Linked DNA regions of Homo sapiens: regions 1, 3 and 4 are each linked to region 2. A link is a contact called in ENCODE Hi-C or POLR2A ChIA-PET data. All regions are on one chromosome and are shown on one strand. The core of a region is the stretch at or near the end of the contact, and the rest is flanking DNA. Distances in the headings are between cores, read along the strand shown.

Region 1 (2,700 bases), core at 201-2,700, 1.6 Mb after region 2:
ATCCCAACACCTCCAACAAAGGTCTACAGTTAGATTTTTAGGGGTTTCCTGGTAGAGCACAAATAATCCCAAGGAAGCTGCAGTAACACCTCCTGGCCACCAGAGGACAGGGAGCAGTGGGAGAGATTTGCTTCCCCTAGCAAAGTCTTCAAGAGGCCAGAGGCACAGGCTCAAAGTTGCTTCTCCATCTGTGGCCTTCAGGCTTTACCTACTACTGCCAGAGGTGCTAGGGTGCCTCCCATCTTCAAATGGGCTTTTTTTTTCCCTCCTATAAAAGATGGGCCAGAAGTTCCCAGGGCCATACCCCGCAACACTAACCTTCAATGATTACCAATCATAAGGAATGCCTTTAGTTGCAGGACTTAAAGGCAGAAAAGTAGTAACAGGGGTGTATTATCTTTCGAACCCACCCAAACCTGCTTATCAGTTCTTTTGCTAGTGGAAAAACGTGCTTTAGGCAGGGTGCACATGGATATCCCACAGCAAACAGTGCCTTTAGGGTCTAGTGTCCCAATCCGGCACATTGTAAATGGAATATTTGAAGAGTTAGATTATTCCTACACATAAATTCTGGCTCATGGAGCAGTCCACTCGCAGGGTGCTTTTCCGTCATTAATCACATCTTTGTTATGTGATATCCACGTGAGTACTTCTCAGTAGAAGCAGCTTCATGCTCAAATGCTCAAAGAACATTGGAATAAAGCTCCGATTGTCCTATTCAGTGATTCCAAGTCCTGGTTTGTCACCACCTCAGGTCTCTCGTTTTCCAAAGTGCATAATGTCATCTCAAAACAGACATTTTAATGAATTCAAATAATAAAATGCACGAGGTATGTGGAGTTAAATCAACAAGGGTTTTGTACCTCTCAAGAGGCGGTTAACCCCTGGTCTTATTTAAAGATGTTTCTGCGCTGCCTCCTGTAGAAAACATTTTTAAAGAAAATGTAGGCTGCTTATCCTTGTATTTGTAAATATAAGCAAAGTAAAGTAATGTAGGAACATTTATGTGGGGGCTTTCAACCATAAACATATAGATAGCTGAATGCCTGACAACAGTAGTGTGATTTTTCTTGAAGTACCTGTAACTTCTCTCCTGAGAGATGGCAGAGCCTTGCCTTTTGCATTCGCCAGACTTTTTACAGAGCGAGTGTAATTCTCTCAAATCAGTGTTTGCGTTTTTTGACGTTGGTGAGGCAGCTGGAAACAGCTCAAGGAGGAGGGAAAGGTTCTGCGTCTGGGTGAGGGAGAAAACCCTCCGATACCTGTTGGGGCGCAGCACTGGAGGCGGACACCCCGGCCCGGGGGTCGGGGCCGCGAGCCCGGGGGTAGGGGGCGGGCGCGCGGGCGCGGGAGGAGGAGGAGGAGGAGGGAGAGGTGGGGGAGGAGGCCGCGGGGCCGCCTCCTCCGGCAGCTCCGGCTCCTCCCAGCGGCGCCCGCGGAACCTGCCTCAGAGTCGCCGGACTCTGGAAGGGAACATGACCTGACCCCTCCCCGAGCGGCCGGAACGAGGCGCGGAGCCGCGCTCCGGGCTCGGGCGGCCGCGGGATGGGCGAGCGCGCGGCCCCGCCCGGCGCCCACCGCCCTGCCCTCGCCTGTCTCCTCCTTTCCCCGGGGCTCCGCTGAGTTCATTCACTGGGATTGGTTTCAAGTGACGCCATCTCTTTATTTTTAAACCAATGACCTCATCCGCGCTTGAAGTTTCCTGACCAGCGACTCTTTCTCTTTCCCCCAACCCCCCACCCCACCCCCCCGCCTTTCCCCCTCTTTCTATGTATCAGTGTTTGGGGGGCTTTAATCAGTTTTTAAACGATTATTACCACCTCTCTCTCCCCCCCAACCCCCACTTTCACAACGCGGCCCCCCACCTTTACCTCCCTAAGTTCTTCATCTCTTTCGACATTTTTTTTGAAGGCTGATGGGGGGGAGGGTGGAAGAGAAAGAGTGAAGAAAAGTTGCGAGCGTCTCCTCTCTTCCTAAGCCTCCCGCCCCAACCCACCCCTCAGAGAAGGAGAAGATAATATACTGAAAAGAAGAGGAGGAGGAGAGCGACGGGACGGGACGCGAGCGGGAGCGCAGCCGCCCTCTCGGCTCCGCGGCGGCGCCTCGCAAGTCCGGGAGGCGAGGGGGGCCCGAGGGGAGACGCCGTGACAACTTTCGTTTCCCTCTGAGGGAATTGGGAGGTCGGCGGCCCCAAAAGTAAGTGGCCTTGGCGGGCCGCGCGGGGTGTGCGGGCGGGAGGGTGCGGGGCCCGGGGCGCCCTCCCGCCCGGCCGCATGGACGCTCCGCAGCGCGCCCCGACTCCCGGTGCCGGGCGCCGCGCTCCAGCCCCGCCGTCTCTGCCTTCCCGGGCGTACCGGCCACCCTTTCGGGAGGCGGCGTGGGGGCGACCGCGGCCGGGGGCCGCAGGAGCGTTTGAAGCGGGGGTGTAGGCCTGGCCGGAGGCTGGCCGGAGCGGGAAGGGGGCGTGCGGCCGGGCGCGGGGTCGCAGTGGGTGCGCTCCCGGCCGCTGCGCGGCGCTTGGACCGGGCCCCGCCGAGAGGAGCGGCCGCCGCGGGACGCGGCACCTTTGCGGGCGAAGCTGCTCACTTCCAGGCGCGACTGTTACACAACACGCCTGCCAAGTGGGGCCCTGGCCTGACTGTTCCCATTATCCCCAGTTCGCCTTTGGTGTAAGCAGCGAGGCCACCTGGGTGGTGACGG
Region 2 (2,700 bases), core at 18-2,517:
GGTCAAGAGATTGAGGCCATCCTGGCCAACATGGTGAAACCCCATCTCTACTAAAAAATACACAAATTAGCTGGGGATAGTGTCACGTGCCTGTAGTCCCAGTTATTCGGGAAGCTGAGGCAGGAGAATCGCTTGAACCCAGGAGGTGGAGGTTGCAGTGAGCCGAGATCACGCCACTGCACTCCAGCTTGCTGACAGAGCAAGACTCCATCTCAAAAAAGAAAGAAGAAAAAAGAAAAACGGAAAAAGAAATATATTTTTCGCAGTTCTGGAGGCTGGGAAGTCCAAGACCAAGTTGCTGGCAGATTTGGTAGAAAGTAGAATTGCTCTGAGAATGTATTCAATAAAGAGTTTTAAATTTAGTAAAGGAGAAACAAGCAGAAAATTTGAATATTAAAATAAGACAGTTGCTTTTGGTGACGAATTACTTTGTATATACTGGTTAAACATTTTTGAGAGAGTGGAGATTCTACTTTCTACAGTAGCAACACAAATAAGCTCAAATAACCTGCTTTATTAGATTTACCACAAATAACAACATATCTGCTCTATTTGGCCAGAATTGTAGGTTTGTTATCACAGCAATTTTCTTAGTGTTATATATTTTTCAGTGGATGTTTTCCAACATGTTCTTGGGTTCACATTATAGTACAACATTACTCAGTTTATAAGCAAATTGAGAATTAATTATCTACATTTTATTTAAACAACAGTCTTGTAGATGTGTAGTATGAGTTACAGTAGCCAAGACAGCAAATCCTACAACATTCTGTTGTCTCATTAATTACCAGACATCATCTATACGTAACACCAAACAAATCTCTCAGATTTGATGTCTGGTAAAATTTCTCTCTCTGCTTTCAAGATGGTGCCCTGTTGCTGCATCTTTTGATGAGGACAAACTCTATGTCCTCACATAGCAGAAGAGAAGAAGGGGCAAACTCACTTCCTCAAGCCCTTTTGTAAGCACAAAATCTCATTCATAAAGGTGAAGTCCTTATGACTTAATCACCCTCCGATGGCCCCACTTTCTAATACCATCACCTTGTGTATTAGCTGCTAACATATGAATTTTGGAGGGATGCATACATTCAAATCATAACAAACATCTGTCTGATGCTTAATTCAAAGCTCTCTCACTCCTCTCTCCAGTTCAGGTTTCAGGGGCCTAGAGGAAGGGAGTGAACCCTCTTTAATTATCAGGCCCAGTGAAGCATTGAATTGTGACAGTGTGTGACAGCAGTCATGTTTCACTTCCCTTTGAGCTAAATCATTTCATCTTAAAGCCACCTGCTCTGTGGGCTCTAGAGTAACTGATGCCAAGTAGCCATAAAATGCATTGCACTGGACATCATAACTCATACACTGTAGTTCAACAACGTAAAGCCAATCACTAACCAATGTTAATTCCATAAATCAGTGAGAATTCCTGTCTAACAACTTTGTATCTGCCCACTCCTTCTCCCCTTTTGCCTTTAAAAACCTGCTTGTAACAAAGACTAAATAGAAGCACTCCTCAAGGCAGCTTAAATGTGTGTCCCAGGTAGCCATCCTCAACCTTGGCGCAAATAAACTCTCTATGTTAATTGTGCCTTTATTTCTTTCTTTAGGTCAACAGGGTGGCTGTCATCACCTGCTCTTTCCATCTCCCTCCTTCCTCCATTGCTTACCTCCCTGAGACTGAGTCAGGAACAAGGCTGAGGGATGCAGATGGTGGCACCTCCCCACGTTTCTTTTAATCATTCTCACTGTCTGGCTGGTTGCTTGAAGGGTAGTGGTTTGCCACTGGTAGTACTGGGAATGACTTTAGATGCTCCTGATAAGGCTCCATCCCAGGTGCTCTGTTGGCATTGGTATTGAGGACATCTGTCCTCCAAGGTTCCCTACTGAGGGTCTGCAGCAAATTGTAGAATCCATCTTCTGCATGCCTCAGGAAACAGAGACCCAAGGGAATCATCTGTGCCCCTCCCCCATCGAGCTATACCCCTGAGTCCTGCTCCTTGGTGCTCCTTCTCTTGCTCTGGGGCAGGTCAGCAAGCCCAGTGGCCTTAGGCGGTGGCTTCTTCTCCTCCTCCTCCTCCTTCTCCTTCTTTTTCTTCCTCCTCTTCCTCCTCCTCTTCTTCCTCTTCCTCCTCCTCCTCCTTCTTCCTATATGTTTGCATTATTTAATTTTTAAATTTTAACTTTTATTTTAAATGTGGAGGGTGCATGTGCAGGTTTGAACCCAGGTTGTGAGCATAGTAGCCAATAGGTAGTTTTTCAACTCACACACCACTCTTCCCTTGCCTCCCCTCTCTAGTAGTCCACAGTGTCCATGTTTGTCCGTGTGTGCTCAATGTTTAGTTCCCACCAATAAGTGAGAACAAGTGGTATTTGGTTTTCTGTTCCTGCATTAATTCACTCAGGATAATGACCTCCAGCTCCAACCATGTTGCTGCAAAGGACATGATTTCATTCTTTTTCATGGCTGTGTAGTATTCATTCCATGGTGTATATGTACCACATTTTCTTTATCTGATCCACCATTGATGGGCACCTAGGTTGATTCCATGTCTTTGCTATTGTGAATAGCACAGTGATGAACATACCAGTGCATGTGTCCTTTGGTGTAATGATCTACTTTTCTTTGGGTATATACCCAGTAATGGGGTTGTGGGGTCAGATGGTATCTCTGTTTTAAGTTCTTTGAGAAATCTCCGA
Region 3 (2,700 bases), core at 116-2,615, 1.2 Mb after region 2:
CCGGAGACCGCGACCGGTTCGGCGCCACCGTCGGGGCTCAGGTCGGGCAGCCTGCCCCCCACCTCCGGCAGGAGGAAAGAGCAGAGGCGCCCGTAGAGGTCCGGGTGGCCGCTGCTGTTAACATCCATCACTGCGCCGCCGTGTGGCGCTGCCCAAGAAGCCGCCCCACCCCCCTCCCCACCCCCGCGGCCGCCACAGGCTCCGGCTTTCGGCCCCGGGGCTTCAACTCGCCGGTTCCCCTCCGCCCGGCCCAGCTTGAGGCCTGCACCGGCCGCTGGGCAGCGCCAGGCTCGGCCTCGGGGCCCCGCCTGTCCCAGATCCCCGGCCGCTGCGTGAAACGCGAGAGCGCTGCCGAGCGGGGACTCCCTGAGGGAGGGACCTCGGACCCCGACGGACGCCCGGGACGCGCGGGCTCTCGGGCGCTCCGGCGGGGCTCGGCCCGCGGCTCCACAGCCCGCTGCACCCGCGCGGCTCGGAGCAATGGAGGATCAGGCAGCGGCAGAAGCTTCCGTTTCCTCCTTTTTAAATGGCTCCAAAATATTTCTTGTCGGTGGTGTGGAGTAGAGATTTATTGGTAAAATACTTGACAGAAAGCAGGCACTCAGCTGAGTAAATGGTGACAAAATTGGTGAGAAGATTTTTGAACAGGAGTGAACGAGAAAAGCCATGCTTAGAAAAGTCACCTGGAAACTGTGATTTAGAGGGATGGTAGGAAAGAGTGGCAGCAGGAAAGTGGTTTGGATGCTCTTTCAATGGTCTAGAAGAGGTCATGGGGCGGGGGTAGAGGGACAGCTACCAAGACAGGGAGCCTGGCCGCCGCTGTACCAGCGGGATCGAGCCTTCGGGTAGAGGACCGGAGAAGCGTGAGCAACCCGGGGCTCGGAGGTTGGAGCCCAGGCACCTGAGAGAGGACGTTCCCCACCACCGCTGCCTAAAGCCACTCCAGGCGAGAATCGCTTTCCAGGGCCCCAGCGGATAGGTTAGACTCAGAATAAGAGAAGGGGTCTGCGGAGGGGGACGGCCTGAGGCCCGCGGCCGGGTTCCCTCCCCAGACACCCGCGGAAAGCCCGAAAGGAGGCGGAACACGGCCCAGCGGCTCGCCACGGCGGGCCCATCCCTTGCTTAGCCGCCTCGCACCCTCGCCTCACCGCACTGCTGCACTGCTGCACTGCTGCCCTGCTGCCCGCCCTTCGCATCACTGACCCGCCCTCTCTCCGCCCCCTCGCCTCGCCGCCCCGCCCTCTCTCTCCGCCCCTTCACCTCGCCGTCCCGCCCCCTTGCCTCACCGCCGGGCTGAATTGCCGCCCCGCCCTCTAGCCACGCCCTCTGGCCCCTGCCTCTAGCCCCGCCTCTCGCCTCGCCGCCTCGCCGTCCCGCCGCCTTGCCGCCCTGCCACCCTGCCGCCCTGCCGCCCTGCCGCCCTGCCGCCCTGCCGCCGGTGGTCGCTGCCCGTGGTGCTCCGTCGCCCCCGCCACCTCACGTCCTCCCGTGCGTCGGGAGCGTCTCGGCTACAACATGTTGGGCATGATCAAGAACTCGCTGTTCGGAAGCGTAGAGACGTGGCCTTGGCAGGTCCTAAGCAAAGGGGACAAGGTAGGCCCGCAGGGCTGCCGAGGACCTGAAGGATTGCTGCCTCCCACCCCCACCCTCGTCGGGGCTGCAGCGGGTGCTGAGGGGCAGGTGGGGCAGGAATGTGCTATCGAAGGTGCGTTCTGGTGTCTGTCGCGAGTGCGGCTCTCCACCGCCCAGCATTTGGACTGGGAAGGAAAGGAGTGAGAGGTCCCCCTGCAGCCGGTGGTGAGAGGAGGGGGGTAAACAGGAGAGACTGATCCAAGGAGAGAATCCCAACTTGGGGAGTTGGGCACTGCCTGTTGAATGCATTCTTTCGTTTAAAATATTCCAAACATTCCGAACAGTTTGATTTGTTGAGAGACACTCGGTTGCAGAAATGAGTGTCGCAAGAAACTCCCAAGTACTAGAGAACTGCGGATAGTAGCCCCCTTTATCCGCGATTTCAGTTACCTGTGGTCAGCTCTTGTCCATAACTATTAAATGGAAAATTCCAGAAATACAGAAGTCCTAAGTTTTAAGTTTCCGGCCATTCTGCGTAGCAGGATGAAATCTTGATTCCTGGGACCGGAATGCCCCTTTGTCCAAGGTCAGCCTCCTATCTCTAGTAGCCGCCCTTAGTCACTTAGTAGCTAGCTTGGTGATCGGATCGACCGTGGCGGTATTGAAGTAACCCTTATTTTACTTAGTAATGGCCCCAAAGTGCAAGCTTAGCAATGCTGGCATATTGTTATAATTGCTGTTATTTTATTATTGTTGTTCATCTCTTACTGTGCCTAATTGATAAAGTTAAACTATATCATAGGTATGTATGTATAGGAAAAAACGTAGTAGATACAGGGTTCAGTTTTGTCCACCGTTTCAGGTATCCACTGGGGGGCTTGGAAGGTATCTACTATAGATAAGGGGGACTACTGTGTAAAAGAACAAGATCTGTGCAGAATAGATATAAATGCGCTACGCAGGGAGCACAGAGGCAGTCAATTCTGCCAGGGGGCTATGATGGGGACCTCAGTGGAGTGTCCTGAGCTGGGGCCTCAGGGATGTGTAGGAGTGCACACAACAGAGAAGAGCATGCACAAAGGCCCAGAGCTGTACCATTGCTTTTGGCCAGTTAGATCCTCTGGAGTT
Region 4 (2,700 bases), core at 144-2,643, 1.1 Mb after region 2:
TCTTGTGTATTTTTTTCCCATATAAACTTTAATATCAACTTGTGTTGGTCTTTTAAAATACTCATGGTTATTTGTATTAAATTTATAAATTAACTTATAACGGACATCTTGATCAATTTAAGATGTGCCAAAAATAAGGCATGTTGTTCCATTGGGGAAGTTATTGGCACTTCGAGATCCGATGTTCTCTCTTAGATACTTCCTTAGGTAGTTTAGGTCATTAAATAAAATAATAAATATTTCTTGAGCAGCTACTATGCCCTTGGCACTATATTAAGCACGATAGAAGTAAAAAACCAGATTCTGTCCTCAAGCAGCTTAGAATTTCACGAGAGAAACAGACTAACACACCAAAAGCAAAGCAGGCATGCTGTATGAGCAAAGAGGAAATGGGGAGTAAGGAGGGCTAGAGCCACAAGGTAGTGAGACTGGAATCATGTGCCCTGAGGTTGTGTAAGATTTAGGCAGGGCAGCAAGGAGAAGGAAGGGATCCCAGTGAGGGGAACCCTGGCAAAAGCTCAGAGGAGGACTGAGTGTGACAGGTTTCACAGGGCAGAGGGCCCCATCCAGACTGTTAGCTGGAATCCTGGATGAGGCCCTCTTCCAGTCTCCGAGAGTTATGCCTCCATATTAACAGTCCCCAAACACTAATTATGTATTCATTAAAATGATGTTAGTGAATGTTTGCTGGGTTTCCAGATACTAGCCCTTTAGAATGGTAATTTCTGTACATTGTTACCTTTTCAGGGAATGGCCTTGAGTTGTGCCATCCAATACAGTAGCTACTTGCCATGTGTGGCTGTGGAGCCCTTATGATATGGATAGTGCAACTGAGCAACTGAATTTCTAATTTTATGTAATTTGAATTCACTAAATTTTAATTTTAAAATGAAAGTAGTATAAAATATTTTTCATTAAACCCAACTTTATTGTGTGGGGAGGGCTACATTTTAAACATAGTATTGTATAACATATGATTGCTGTATCACAGTATGTGTGTCCAATTTACTTTTTTTAATGTGGCTACCAGAAAATTTTAAATGACATATGCTGCCCACATTGCATTTTGCTTTGACAGCACTGGTCTAGAGTCTCACAACTCAGTGTGGTCTGGCTGGACTCACGTGAGAGCCATCCCAGACTCTGCACTTGACTAAGTCAGGATCTGCACTTGACTAAGTTCCCCAGGTGAATCTTATGCACAATAAGATAAGCACTGATCTGGACGACCTCAGAAGACATCCAGCCACTGGTAGGTACCCAGCATGACCCCCCCCAATCCTTATGGGAGGAGGCTGAGGGAGCAACAGGGAGACCCCTGACTGCCGTTGTGACATCACAGAATAAACCCCACGGGTCACCCAACCCCGCCCTGGCTGGTGTCTGGCCCTCAGGACATCCTCTCCAATCCACCACACACCACCTTACCCCTCTGCTGGCAAGAGGGGACCTGATTCATCCTCACGCTAAACACTCATTCTACCCAACTGATTGAGACAGAACAGAAGATAAACTGAAACTTCTCTGCCTTCCCGCTGCAAGAGTGAATGAGCGATCCCTCTCAACTGACTCAAAATGTTTGCCTCACCCAGGAGGTAGGTACAGTGATTTTGAAATCTCATGAACATCTCATACACATATCTTTACTGCTGGATTTGTAACACAGGTTACACTAACTCATCAATTTCATGTATTTCACATGGTCACAGTAAAGAGCTTGGAAATGCACTATAGGGTTCTACAAAATGGAATGAAAATGTGTCACTCAGCCCAGTTTTCATAGATAAAACTGGTATGTCCATACCTTGGCCTATTACCTTTTCATCTTCCTTCATTAAAACTTCCATTTCTTCTTCCCTTGTCTCATCATCTTCCTTCTCCTTTCTGTTCCCAGGGCTCCCTATGCCTCTCCTTTTTTCCTTTCATCTGCATTATTCCCGTTGCCAAAATCTGGAGCCTGGTAAAGGCCCAGTAGCGGTGGCAACAATAGAGCTGTGTGTCACCCCAGTGAGCTGAAAGAGCAGACATCAAGCTCTATGCCAGAGAACAGTGGGGCATCCCCAAGGTCCTGCTGGAAGGCAGCTCTGATCTGGAACTGGGAAGGACAACACACAGTCAAGCTCTTTCTCGTCTCAGAGAATCCAGCAGAATCTTCAGGGATCCTTCCAGACCAGGAAGACTCTCACACTCTGCAGAGAAGTTGCGGCTTGTTTAGCATTTGACCTACATTCAGAAACGACCAGCCTCCCAACTTTCAGCTCTAAGGATTACTTAAAAAAACAAATGGTGTTCATTCTCAGATATCTTGCCTTTCTCAGGAGAGAAAAATGAAGCTTGCAATTAGCCAGCAAACTAGCACATACACAAACACACACACACGTACATACACTCCAACACAGGGAGCAATGTGGTATGTTGTTGACCAGCTGGAAGTTAGGATCTCAAAGGAAAGAACAGGATAACTTAAGAGGCACTTCTGGGACTGCAGAGCTGAGCTGGTGGTTCTGAAGAGCCATCGGAGTGTGGGTTCAGGCAGCTTCCCTAATTCAGAAGCAGCCCCAAGTGAATAGATGACAAAGAAGTGGATGTGAACATGACAGAAAAAGCCAGTCATGGCTTAGAATAAATTTTATTATTGTTCTTTATCAGTGGTTTTCCAGGAGAGACACAGAGGGAATATGGGAGCGTCTGGTTGCTAAT

The links. Hi-C counts contacts between places; a loop is a spot of excess contacts on that map. ChIA-PET counts read pairs that join two places held with the same protein, here RNA polymerase II (POLR2A). Pooled maps may share reads with other maps.
Region 1: a loop to region 2 is called in a pooled map, with 2.5 times the contacts of the local background. The contact joins the promoter of DUSP16 here to the enhancer-like site in region 2. A Hi-C loop is called at or near these places in 1 of 50 pooled maps. POLR2A ChIA-PET finds 5 or more read pairs at or near these places in 2 of 52 experiments (HEK293 and activated B cell).
Region 3: a map with no recorded cell type shows a loop between it and region 2 (15-fold over the local background). The contact joins the promoter of HEBP1 here to the enhancer-like site in region 2. A Hi-C loop is called at or near these places in 3 of 168 maps with a recorded cell type or tissue (HepG2, IMR-90 and PC-9), 1 of 37 single-sample maps with no recorded cell type and 3 of 50 pooled maps.
Region 4: a loop to region 2 is called in a pooled map, with 4 times the contacts of the local background. The contact joins the promoter of GSG1 here to the enhancer-like site in region 2. A Hi-C loop is called at or near these places in 5 of 168 maps with a recorded cell type or tissue (CD4-positive, alpha-beta T cell, CD8-positive, alpha-beta T cell, PC-9 and 2 more), 3 of 37 single-sample maps with no recorded cell type and 11 of 50 pooled maps. POLR2A ChIA-PET finds 5 or more read pairs at or near these places in 1 of 52 experiments (activated CD8-positive, alpha-beta memory T cell).

The regions. Positions count from the first base shown.
Region 1 is chr12:12,561,613-12,564,312 of GRCh38, reverse strand. It overlaps DUSP16 (dual specificity phosphatase 16), which reads left to right and starts at 1,450. Exons shown (of 7, transcript NM_030640.3): 1 at 1,450-2,196. RefSeq lists silencers at 1,141-1,650, 2,101-2,180, 2,211-2,330, 2,351-2,550.
Region 2 is chr12:14,155,843-14,158,542 of GRCh38, reverse strand. No RefSeq gene overlaps it. Among named protein-coding and RNA genes, the nearest start is that of GRIN2B, 180 kb to the right of the region's middle. Within about 2 kb of position 1,267, at least 2 of the 41 ENCODE cell types and tissues checked have a DNase peak (open chromatin) inside an H3K27ac peak, as active enhancers do.
Region 3 is chr12:12,998,930-13,001,629 of GRCh38, reverse strand. It overlaps HEBP1 (heme binding protein 1), which reads left to right and starts at 1,365. Exons shown (of 4, transcript NM_015987.5): 1 at 1,365-1,593. The coding sequence starts at 1,516. The region is part of intron 2 of GPRC5D-AS1 (GPRC5D and HEBP1 antisense RNA 1); the gene reads right to left. It also overlaps the pseudogene HTR7P1. RefSeq lists silencers at 271-420, 1,181-1,300, 1,351-1,500.
Region 4 is chr12:13,102,360-13,105,059 of GRCh38, reverse strand. It overlaps GSG1 (germ cell associated 1), which reads left to right and starts at 1,393. Exons shown (of 7, transcript NM_001080555.4): 1 at 1,393-1,595. The coding sequence starts at 1,548. LOC105369666 (a long non-coding RNA gene) reads right to left here. Exons shown (of 2, transcript XR_931369.3): 2 at 2,614-2,700.